2 separate regions of the Homo sapiens genome follow, and region 2 is linked to region 1. A link is a loop called in an ENCODE intact Hi-C map of the cell type or tissue named here. Cell type or tissue: endothelial cell of umbilical vein. All regions are shown on one strand. Links, peaks and the distances in the headings refer to the core of each region. The heading gives the core; the rest is flanking DNA.

Region 1 (5,385 bases), core at 278-5,277:
GTATGAGTCTAAGTGTTTTTCTTCATATGGATGATCAATTTTTTCAGGACCATTTATTGAAAAAGACTACCTTTTCCCACACTGAATTTTCTTGGCACCTTTATTGAAAATCTGTTGGCTATAGATATGAGGATCCATTTCTGGACTGTCTATCTCATTGATTTATATGTTTATATTCACACCAATACTACACCATTTTTACTACTGTAGCGTGTGTCTGTGTGTGTGTGTGTAATTTTATTTTTTAGATGGAATCTCACTGTGTTGCTCAGGCTGGCATTGAACTTGTAGGCTTAAGCAATCCTCCTGCCTCTGCATCTCAAGTATCCAGGACTACGGGTCCACACCACTGTGCCCAGCTATAGTTTTATAACGTGTCTTGAAAATGGTTATCATAATCCTCCAAATTTGTTCTTCTTTCCAGAATAATTTAACTTTCTACATCTTCTTTTGCATTTCTGTATGTGTTTTAAAATCAGCTTTTCAGTTTCTACAAAGATACCTCTTGGGGTCTGATTGAAATTGCATTGAATCAATAGATCAATTTTGGGAGAACTGATATCTTAACAATATTGTGTCTTCTGATATATGAACACGGTTCATCTCTCCATTTATTTAGGTCCACTTTTAATTTGTGTCAAAAATGTATTATAATTTTCAGTGTAAAATTTTACATACTTTGCATTTTTTCCTAAGATTTTATATACATAGATTTTGAGCTGGAGTGCAGTGGTGCCATGTCGACTCACAGTAGCCTTGACTTCCCAGGCTCAATTAATCCTCCTGCCTCAGCCTCCCAAGAAGCTGGGACTATAGGCACATGCCACCACACCTGGCTAATTTTTGCATTTTTTGTAGAGATTGCATTTCACTATGCCCAGGCTGGTCTCCGACTCCTGGCTCAAGCAATCCACCCACCTTGCCTTCTCAAATTGCTGGGATTACAGGTGTGAGCCACCACACCTGGCCAGAGTTTTATATTTTTGATGTTTTTGTATTAGTATTTTTTTTTTCAATTTCAAATTCAAATTGTAGAACTTTTGCTTCCATCCAAAGTGGAGTAAACAGGGATTGGATCTATCCCCTCAACTGAAACAGCTAAAAAGCTGAACAGAATATATCAAACAATGGATTTCAAGTCATGGGACATCAGGTATTGAAAGACAGTGATTTCTGAGTGATGCAGCACAGTGAGGAGAGCCCAGCTCACCACCAGGTCATGGCAGAGGGAGCAGCAACCCAGGCAGGGCCCAGCAGTTGCCCTGAGTTGAGTAAACAGAGATGGGAGTTCAGGGAATTCCGCTGGGCGTAGAGGTGTGTGCGTGTAGTCCCAGCTATGCGGGAGGTTGAGACAGGAGAATCACTTGAGCCAGGGAGGCAGAGGTTGCAGTGAGCTGAGATTGCGCCACTGCACTCCAGCCTAGGTGACAGAGCAAGACTCTGTCTCAAAAAAATGAATAAATAAAATTTAAAAAAAGTAAATTTGAAAATATAGCACCCATCCAAAATGAAACTCAGAGATGAAAACTTACTGAAAAACTAAAAAGAATAGAGCATCAGTGAGCTACAAGACAACTTTGAGTCTTAATGGGGCGGGAAAAGGGTATAGAGGGAAAACAGATAGGGATTACCAAGGGACACAAGAAAACTTTTAAGGATAATGGGTATGTCCATTTTTTTATTATAGTGATGGCTTCATGGGTGTGCATATATATGTGTGTGTATATGTATATATATGTATACACATGTATGCTAAAACTTACCAAATTGTACACTTTATGTACAGTTTATTATTTGTCAATTATATCTTAATAAAGCTGTTTAAAGGTCCCAATTATTTGTTGATAGTATGTAGAAATACAATTAATTTTTATTTATCAACTCTGTGTCCTGCAACTTTGCTAAAACTCACTTGTTCTAATAATGCTTGTTATTGCTACTATTATTGTTGTGATTAAAATCTACACTATCAATGAGAAAATCATTATCTCATTATCAATGAGATTTAATGCAGGTGTTAGGGCTTTACAAACTGTGAAGCACTCTATGAGTATGAGTTATTTTATTAACTATAATAGAAAAATCAAACTTTTATTCTTTTAGGCACCTATGCAGAGGGTTTCTCTGTAGAAGAAGGCCCAGATAAACTGGGATCTTCGCCATCACATGAGAGCAGTAATGCACATAGGACTCTAACCTACTCATGGGCCAGGCTGCCATCCTTCTCTAACAATTGCAGGAAATGGACTTAGATCCCTTTTCCTTAGAGCTCGTGTGTGCCAGCTCCCCTGCTGGGGAAGCCCCTGCATCCTGTCTGCTCTGTATTTGATGCTTGGTGATAACAGGCCTTCATACTCCAAGAGCTGGGAGCTGCTCAGGACAGAGGTATTTATAGGTTCTCTGGAAATGCCTGCTGAATGTACCCTGGAGGCTGGCTGGAGAGCTTTCCCTTGCAGCGCTGCTCAGCTCCTGGACTGTTGTCAACGCCAGCAGAGCAGGGTAGAGAGTCTTCTACAGAACCAGGCTCACTTTCCTGGCTTGCTTTCCATATGACCATCTACAAAAGACCCTCTTCACCCACTGGCCCTGTTACCGCAAAGCTATAGTTCTATGTAACGGCAGTTAGTGTTAGAACAACAGATTTCATTTACCCTTTATGAGGAATTAATTATTCAGTGTTGGTAAATTTATTAAGAATTCTCCATGGGCTGCCAAGAACAAAGCATTAGACTAGAGCGCAAATTAGATGTGCTGAAATCCATGTATTTATATTCTATTGTTTTCTTAAAGCCATGAACGAATATTATTTCATATGGACATGATATTTCTTTAGTCCTGTCAAACATTTGATGTATATTTGGTACATTTGAGTTTTTCCTTGTTTCTGTAGACAGCAATGTAACAAGCTAGGCTTCCAGCTATTCCTCAGGGGCCTTAGCTGAAATCACAGCCCTGATTTTTCCTCTTATGGAACTCATCTTTGCTCCAAATGTCTTCTTGAGCAACACAGAGTTTAGCAATGGGTGAACTCATTTTCTTCAAGTTCAAAAATTATTCAGATGTGAAGATTTTTGAAATTTAAGGGGATTCTTGGTTTCTACATTAGGTCACCCATGACACAGTGCAACTTCTGTTTTTGCTTTTGTTTTTGTTTTGAGACAGACTCTCCCTCTGCCACCCAGGCTGGAGTGCAGTGGCATGATCTCTGCTCACTGCAAGCTCTGCCTCCCGGGTTCACACCATTCTCCTGCCTCAGCCTCCCAAGTAGCTGGGACTACAGGCGCCCACTACCACGTCCAGCTAGTTTTTTGTATTTTTTAGTAGAGACAGGGTTTCACCGTGTTTGCCAGGGTGGTCTTGATCTCCTGACCTTGTGATCCCACCTGCCTTGGCCTCCCAAAGTGCTGGGATTACAGGTGTGAGCCACCGCACCCGGCCCGCAACTTCTGTTTTTAAGTGGGATATAAATGCTTTAAAGAAGCTTGTTGAAAGGCCTCAGAAGATTTTGTGGACATCAAATAGTTTTTAAAGAACATTTTGCTGGTTTAATTATAAGAAAATAGAAAACATGCAGATCAAATTGACCCTAAAACACACGATTTTAAAAATTAAGGGCAAATAATTCTGACAGAACACATTTTTCAAATCTAAAACACATGAACAAAATCAGGAGGACTGAGGAATTCAGGTTATATTAATAGCAGTTGGACTAATGATATCAGCCATACAGAACTTCCGAGGAGACCACGGGCTGCTTCCCTGTGTTGCCTCGGACCTCATCACCTGGGATCCTGTTTCTCACCTCAGTTTTTAAAATTTTATCCTTTTAAATGGACCAAATACTAAATCTTTCCCCTTGTCAAGTGTTTGTGTTTTTTTCTTAGATTCTAAAGAAAATTACATGCTCTTTGAATTCCTTAAACATATAGTTTGTTCCCAAGCAGATTAGGTTCTTGTCTGAAGGAATTTGATGACTTTTACTCTGTTTGGCTTCCTAATTGTCAGAAAACTGGGTGCACCTATGAGTCACATAATTAAGAAATCCCAATATTTGCAGCTCCATGACACTGCAGTGTTTAACCATTTTTAGCTGCAGAAACTTTTCTACAAATAGTAGATGTATTAAAAGACACCTGCCCTGGTGGGGCTGGGACGGTGTCCCCTCCTCTCCTAGTGATCGTCCTTCTGTTGCGCACAGCTTAGGGCTACTCAGCAGATAACAGATTTGCTCGAGGTACCTTGTTTCTGTGTGTTTAGTAAGTTTTATGCATGTACTAGTCATTGCCTTTGAAAATTATTTGTGAGTGTCTTTCGGGCCTATCATGAAGGTGCCTTTCTCCAGAGAAGTTTTGCTACTGCCTGGCACTTGTGAGCATTACTAATCCTCGACCACCTTAAACAAGTTCAGGAGTTGAGGCTCCTTGGAAGCTCCAGGCAAAACAAACCCAGGTGCAAATTCACATCAGGGGTGGCCTGTGGCTATAAAGTCTCAGAGATGGATACTTTTTCTTTCTTTTTCCCCGCTTTCCTTCCTTTCTCTACCTCTGGATGTATTAGAGGCTAATTGACTTACGGTTGATACTTATTCTGAGGGTGTAGTCTTTGGGCCCCATTTAATGTGAGGAAGGACTTTTTCCTCAGACTTCCTTCTTGCATTGGCCCTGAGCCTTAACTTCTGCCCACCTCTGCATAAGACCAACAAAGTTCAGCAGATGTCTTCTGCATAAAAGCGTCTGTGGTGCTCAGGTCTTGCTTTCCTCTCTTGCTTCCCTCTTTCTCTTAGGTTTGGGCCTGGTAGTTCCTTACAGCTTTGTCAGCTTGTTGACATTTTTGTGAAACTTTTTAAATTAATGTTTTATTATATATTTTTAGTTTTTTTCTGCAGGAGATTTCATCTGAAAAAACCTGTCTCACCATCTCTGAAAATAGAACTTCTCTAGATATTAAACTGAGTTGACAGTTCCCAAGCATCTGATAGTCAACTAAATCTTACCGCAAGGCCCTGCATTAAATCAGGGCTTTCAGATTTAGAACAAGGAGATCATTTTCTGCTTCTCCTATACTGGTTGACAACGTATGTTCCACCATTTTTCATTAATAAAATTGTATATTAGAGATTTTATAGGAATCCTGTTTTATCTCAGCCCTATACTAGGCAGTACATGTGATGGTATAAAATATGATTTATTTCCATATAATTCTAAGGAATTTGGGATGCTGTTTATTTTAAAGAATACATTTAATTGGCCTTTAGCTTTAGGAAATAAACATTTTTAAAGTGAATTATATGATGTCATTAATTTATCCTGAGCAGAAAACTAACTCTAAGTTGAGAACAATAGTGTCAACTCCTCCAATATGGAATTTCCCCCACTGTGCCCGAGT
Region 2 (5,385 bases), core at 320-5,319, 99 kb before region 1:
GAATACAGCATTTCTCTCTTTTAATTCAAAAATTTTCAAAAAACAGTCTGGGTTTCTAAGAGAAGTATGACGAACATTTTCTGACACTTAGCCTATTCTAGGCTCTGAGCTATGTGCTTTAAATGTTTTATACCATTACCCCTCATACCAACTATCAGAGATAGAGGTTGTTCTCAGTTTACAGGTGAGATGACTTGCTCAAGGTCTTGGAGCAGGGAGTTAAGCTACACCTGACATGGGAAACAGGTTAAAATTTTATACTGTACAGTTTGTGAGAAAAGAGTAGCTTTCTTTGTTTGGTTTTTCTTTTTTTATTACACTTTTTTCTATTTTTTATTATACTTTAAGTTCTGGGATACATGTGCAGAACATGCAGGTTTGTTACATAGGTATACACGTGCCATGGTGGTTTGCTGCACCCATCAACCCATCATCTATGTTAGGTATTTCTCCTAATGCTATCCCTCCCCTAACCCCCCACCCCCTGACAGGCCTTGGTGTGTGATGTTCCCCTCCCTGTGTCCATGTGTTCTCATTGTTCAACTCCCACTTATGAGTGAGAACAAGCGGTGTTTGGCTTTCTGTTCTTGTGTTAGTTTGCTGAGAATGATGGTTTCCAGCTTCATCCATGTCCCTACAAAGGACATGAACTCATCCTTTTTATGGCTGCTTAGTATTCCATGGTGTATATGGGCCACATTTTCTTTATCCCTTCTATCATCGATGGGCATTTGGGTTGGTTCCAAGTATTTGCTATTGTGAATAGTGCTGCAATAAACATATGTGTGCGCATGTGTCTTCATAGTAGAATGATTTATAATCCTTTGGGTATATACCCAGTAATGGGATTGCTGGGTCAAATGGTATTTCTGGATCAAGATCCTTGAGGAATTGCCACACTGTCTTCCACAATGATTGAACTAATTTACATTCCCACCAACAATGTAAAAGCATTCTTATTTCTCCACATCCTCTCCAGCATCTGTTGTTTCCTGACTTTGAGTGAACAGGCAACCTACAGAATGGGAGAAAATTTTGGCAATGTATCCATATGACAAAGGGCTAATATCCAGAATCTATAAGGAATTAAACAAATTTACAAGAAAAAACAAACAACCCCATCAAAAAGTGGGCAAAGGATATGAACAGACACTTCTCAAAAGAAGACATTTATGCTGCCAACAAACATATGAAAAAAAGCTCATCATCACTGGTCATTAGAGAAATGCGAATCAAAACCACAATGAGATACCATCTCACCCAGTTAGAATGGCTTTCTTTGTTTTTTAAAAAAGATCTTGCCCTTAAGACACCACACCACTGATGCTGGAAGAAAAGTGCATATTTGTCAATTAAGGAAACGTGAAAGAGAATGAGTTAGACTGGAAAAGAGGCCTTGAAATGCAAAGAGATAAAGAGAGATAAAGGTATCTCGGCACATCAGACTTACGCATAACAAAGTAGGTTATAGGTTTTGCACATCTGAGTCCTAGTGTATGAATTCTGGCTTGGCACGCAGGAAATTGTGGGTGGATATTGTGACGGGGCTTCTGTGGAGAGAGTGTCCCTACTCTCCTCTACCCACCCAGCTTCAGCCTGGGTTGCCTCCTCAATGTCAGAGACTCCAATAGCACCCCGTGCTTCTCATTTGCAGAACCCCTTGCCCTTCCGATTACTTTTTTTACATCCATCTCCCCAGCCAGGTCAGAGGCTCTAGGTGTGCTGTGACCATCTCCACTCATCACCATGGAACACCTGGCATACGGGGCCTCAGGCAAAGCTGCTAGTGGAGGCCTTGGGCCACCCCCTTCTCTCTTCCCACACTGGACACCCCAGTTTCATACTCAAGCTCCATCCTCTTCCACTTAACCACAGCTGGTCCTGTGCCTCCTCCTTGAAGCCATTTGGACAGGGAATTCTGGGGTCTTGGGTACCTGGAGCAGGGCCTAGAAATGGAGGAATGTGACCAGGGCAAACAGTGTATATTGTGGGGCCCAGGGCAGAGGCCCTGATTGCCTGAGTCTACAGGCAATGTTGCCAGCATTCCAGAAACACTGTTGTGCATGTGACGAACATTAATAAACTGCAGCACTGCTACAGAGAAATAACATGAAGCCAACTCAGAGGGCCCTGAACAGCAGGAAGCGGTGTACAGGCTTTGCCGGAAGAGAGGGCAGGTCTGAGGGGCAGCAATGGTAGAGCCTGAATGAAACACTCACTGTAGCTTACCATACTCTAGCTATTATTTTTCCATTACTTTTCTATAACTTTTAAGGGCAGAGAATGTTCCTTTTCATTGCAGAGGAAGTTCCATTTACTTGGATGTTTACTAAAGGATAATCTCAAGCTTCCCAGTAATGACTCAAACAAATAGAATTTGGACATTCTGAGAATAACCTAGACCCTCAGATTTTTTCCCAATCTGTCACTAGTAGTTTGTACACCCACACAGCATGCCTAACACGTTTCTGATAATGTATTTAAGGTTCAGAGTGAAATTTCATACTCTGTGAAATTTAAAAGCAAGGTAAATTCTTGTTTATACAGCAGTGCCTATAGGGTAGAGATCAATGAAATGGGGACATCTGAATGAAACAAATATAAAACCCAAACAGAAATTTTTACTGTATGAAAACAAAACCATCTTTTCTATAGCTAGACCAATGCTATATGTCAGGATGATTTTGAAGTTAAAGTTTAGGGCTAACAGGAAGTGAGAGCATGAGGTGCTGAGAGAATTCTTGTGAAGCAGTAGAGAAAGTTCCTGGGAATGAACCAGAATACCATTTGTTTTCCTCCATTGTTTTATTTTAAGAATAATTCTGAGAGATTCAGAATGTGCTTCATTTATAGAAGGAGAAAAAAACAAGGGAATATATATTCAGTAGACAGGAACTCCATTTAAAAAAGAATTGACAATTACTTAGAAGTCAGGAAACCAATTTTCAAATCAATACCTTGTTTGAGAAGGATAACGTGATGTAGTGTCAAAGTAGGAAGCATTATCAAAGCTGCATTTACTTTGCATCAGTTTTTAAGCAGTCCGAGTCAATGCGGAAACATCTGAGAAAGGAAGGTCAGACAAAAAGGAGTTACAATCTGAACTAAATCTTTATGCTGTCTTAGCCAAACCTTACCATACAGGACAAAGCCAAAAATCAAGTTTGAGTTGCGTTTATAACTCACATTTGCTTAGTTGTAGCCTAACTGCCAAAGAACATCTCCATCCAAGCCCTACCCCTGCCCCTGGAATAAACAGCATAACTACAAACAGGAACAGCCGCAGAATTGGGTCCCTTGTGTCCCACTCAGATTCTTGGTGGCATTGCAAAACACAATTTGAATATTATTAAAGGGGACATAGACAACAAAAGGAGGTTTAAAGTAAATTACATGAAATGAGTTTTTATCATCTCTGCTTTATTTGGTATGTGAGAAATTCAATGCCATCTACATATGTACATCACTGAAGAATAATTTCAGCGTAACCAGCTGAAGGAGCAGAAATATCTTTAATTTGTGGAATGATTAATCATGATTTGCATATCATTATCAAATCAAGAAAGTGCTCAGTAAAGTGCACTCTAAGACAAAGTAAAGACATAGACTGCTGGAACGGAATGATGAAGGAACCAAATTTGTTTTTTCAATATTTGGCACAAAGCCTTTTCCCATTCGTTTTAAATTACTAGGAAAAGTAAACGTTTTGGTAAATGCTTCAGAGAGATTTATAGGGGACCCTAAATGCAGTCTACTTGGTGACTGACTCAATTTTAATTCCTTTGGTTCTTGGTTGCAGAAAGGGCAACATTGTTACCACTTGCCTGGTCAAAGGTTACACTTCCTGCCCTCCATCAACCTGGCTGGGACATGTGAGTATTTTTAGATACTACGCAGGTCACCTTCCAAGGGGAATCACTCAGGCTAACCATCTGATTAAGAGGCTTTTGTAATGAATACTGCGGCCAGGTATGCAATTAGCACAGCACTAGCTCTCCCTTGTTTAATGAAATGCATACTAGGTGCACATTCATGGAAGAGCTAAGTAAACAGCCAAATAGTCATTCTTTCTTTTCAAAACTTTTAACTACTATTTTAATTGCATTTTTTTATATATATAATACAAAGTTTTCTGTTCACATCCCAGGGAATTTGGAAATTCAGAGTGCCAGATTTGGGTTGTTGTTTCTCCTAAGAGGCTTCCACAGGCGCAGCTTGAGTCATTCGCTTTCAGCTCAATGTTAATACCCATGGCCATGCATGGGTGCTCTTCCCCTATGATCTCTGTTAATGGAGAACCCTTACTGAGTGCTTACAGGAGCCAAGCACTGTCTTAGGCTCTTGACTTGCTTAAGACGATCATTCTTTCTTTCTCACAGACAAGGAAACTGAAGCCAGACAGCTGAGAGCCTGTGCCCTCACCTGGGACCCAGATCAACAAGACTGGGCCAGAGCAAAAATAGTGAAGACTTCTGAAGTTGTCCTGGGTTCTCCAATATCCCCTCTCTGTTTTCCCTGTAGTAGTGTCCCTCTCCTCGCCCTCAGACACTAAAATGCTGGACTCTAACCACCATCCCAACTCAAAGCAGAGATTTGCCACCTTAATTTCCTCAGCTCAGGATGGGCACTGTTGTGGTACCACCCATGGGTGTTAACTTGTTAGCTTGGCCAATCTAGCCTCACATCCTCTGACTCTAGGGATCATTTCAGGGTGTGTGCATGACCCACAATAGTCCAATCAGAGTTGAGCTAGGTCCTGGCGACAACTGTAAGGCCCAGTCTGGCTGGATCTGCAGCTGGTTCTACCCGTGGTCCTCTCAGCTATGTGACCTGATGAATTCCCTTTTTCCTGAAGTAGTTTAGATTGAGTTTTCTGACATTTGTCTCAGAAAGGAGTCCTTGTATCAGAAAATAAAAATGTTGCCCAGTGGCAGCGAGAAGCCACTGTGATCCTTCAAAGAAGCAGAGGGGTGGGGTGGGTGTTGTGACAGATGAGGGTGAGGGGAAAGAGACTTAACACTGAAAAGCTACAACTTCGACATTTATTTTATCATTTAATGCCCCCAGTGATCTTGTAAAGAAGGTGACATTCTCTCTAGTTCACAGATGAGGAAACTGAGGCCCAGGAAGATTCAGTAATGTCACTCATTTCACAGTTTATAAGTGGCTGATTTGGCCTTCAAACTGGGCCCACCTGGCCCCAAAGGCCACAAGTGACTTTCTGCCACTCAGTGCTGCTCCAGAGAGTGCTGTGTAAGATGGAGCACCTGGGCAGTGAAATTCTCCAAGGCACTGTACGTTTGATGTGCCATCTTCAAAGTACTCAACGTGTCATCTCATTTGCTGGGTGTCGTGGATGAGGTGGGTGAATATGATGGGTAGATG

What was found. Hi-C counts contacts between places; a loop is a spot of excess contacts. Peaks named below come from ENCODE experiments on the same cell type or tissue, not always from the same donor. Only the 100,000 strongest peaks of a DNase experiment are listed, where the experiment ranks them.
Region 2: a loop joins it to region 1, with 4 times the contacts of the local background. A loop is called at or near these places in 1 of 110 quality-filtered maps.

The regions. Positions count from the first base shown.
Region 1 is chr2:176,516,708-176,522,092 of GRCh38, forward strand. No RefSeq gene overlaps it. Among named protein-coding and RNA genes, the nearest start is that of NRAL, 12 kb to the left of the region's middle. In endothelial cell of umbilical vein, for the core only: no CTCF peak of the experiment used is centred there; a DNase peak (open chromatin) is centred at 2,314; H3K27ac peaks cover 1,148 bases.
Region 2 is chr2:176,417,594-176,422,978 of GRCh38, forward strand. No RefSeq gene overlaps it. Among named protein-coding and RNA genes, the nearest start is that of NRAL, 87 kb to the right of the region's middle. In endothelial cell of umbilical vein, for the core only: no CTCF peak of the experiment used is centred there; a DNase peak (open chromatin) is centred at 2,218; H3K27ac peaks cover 2,399 bases.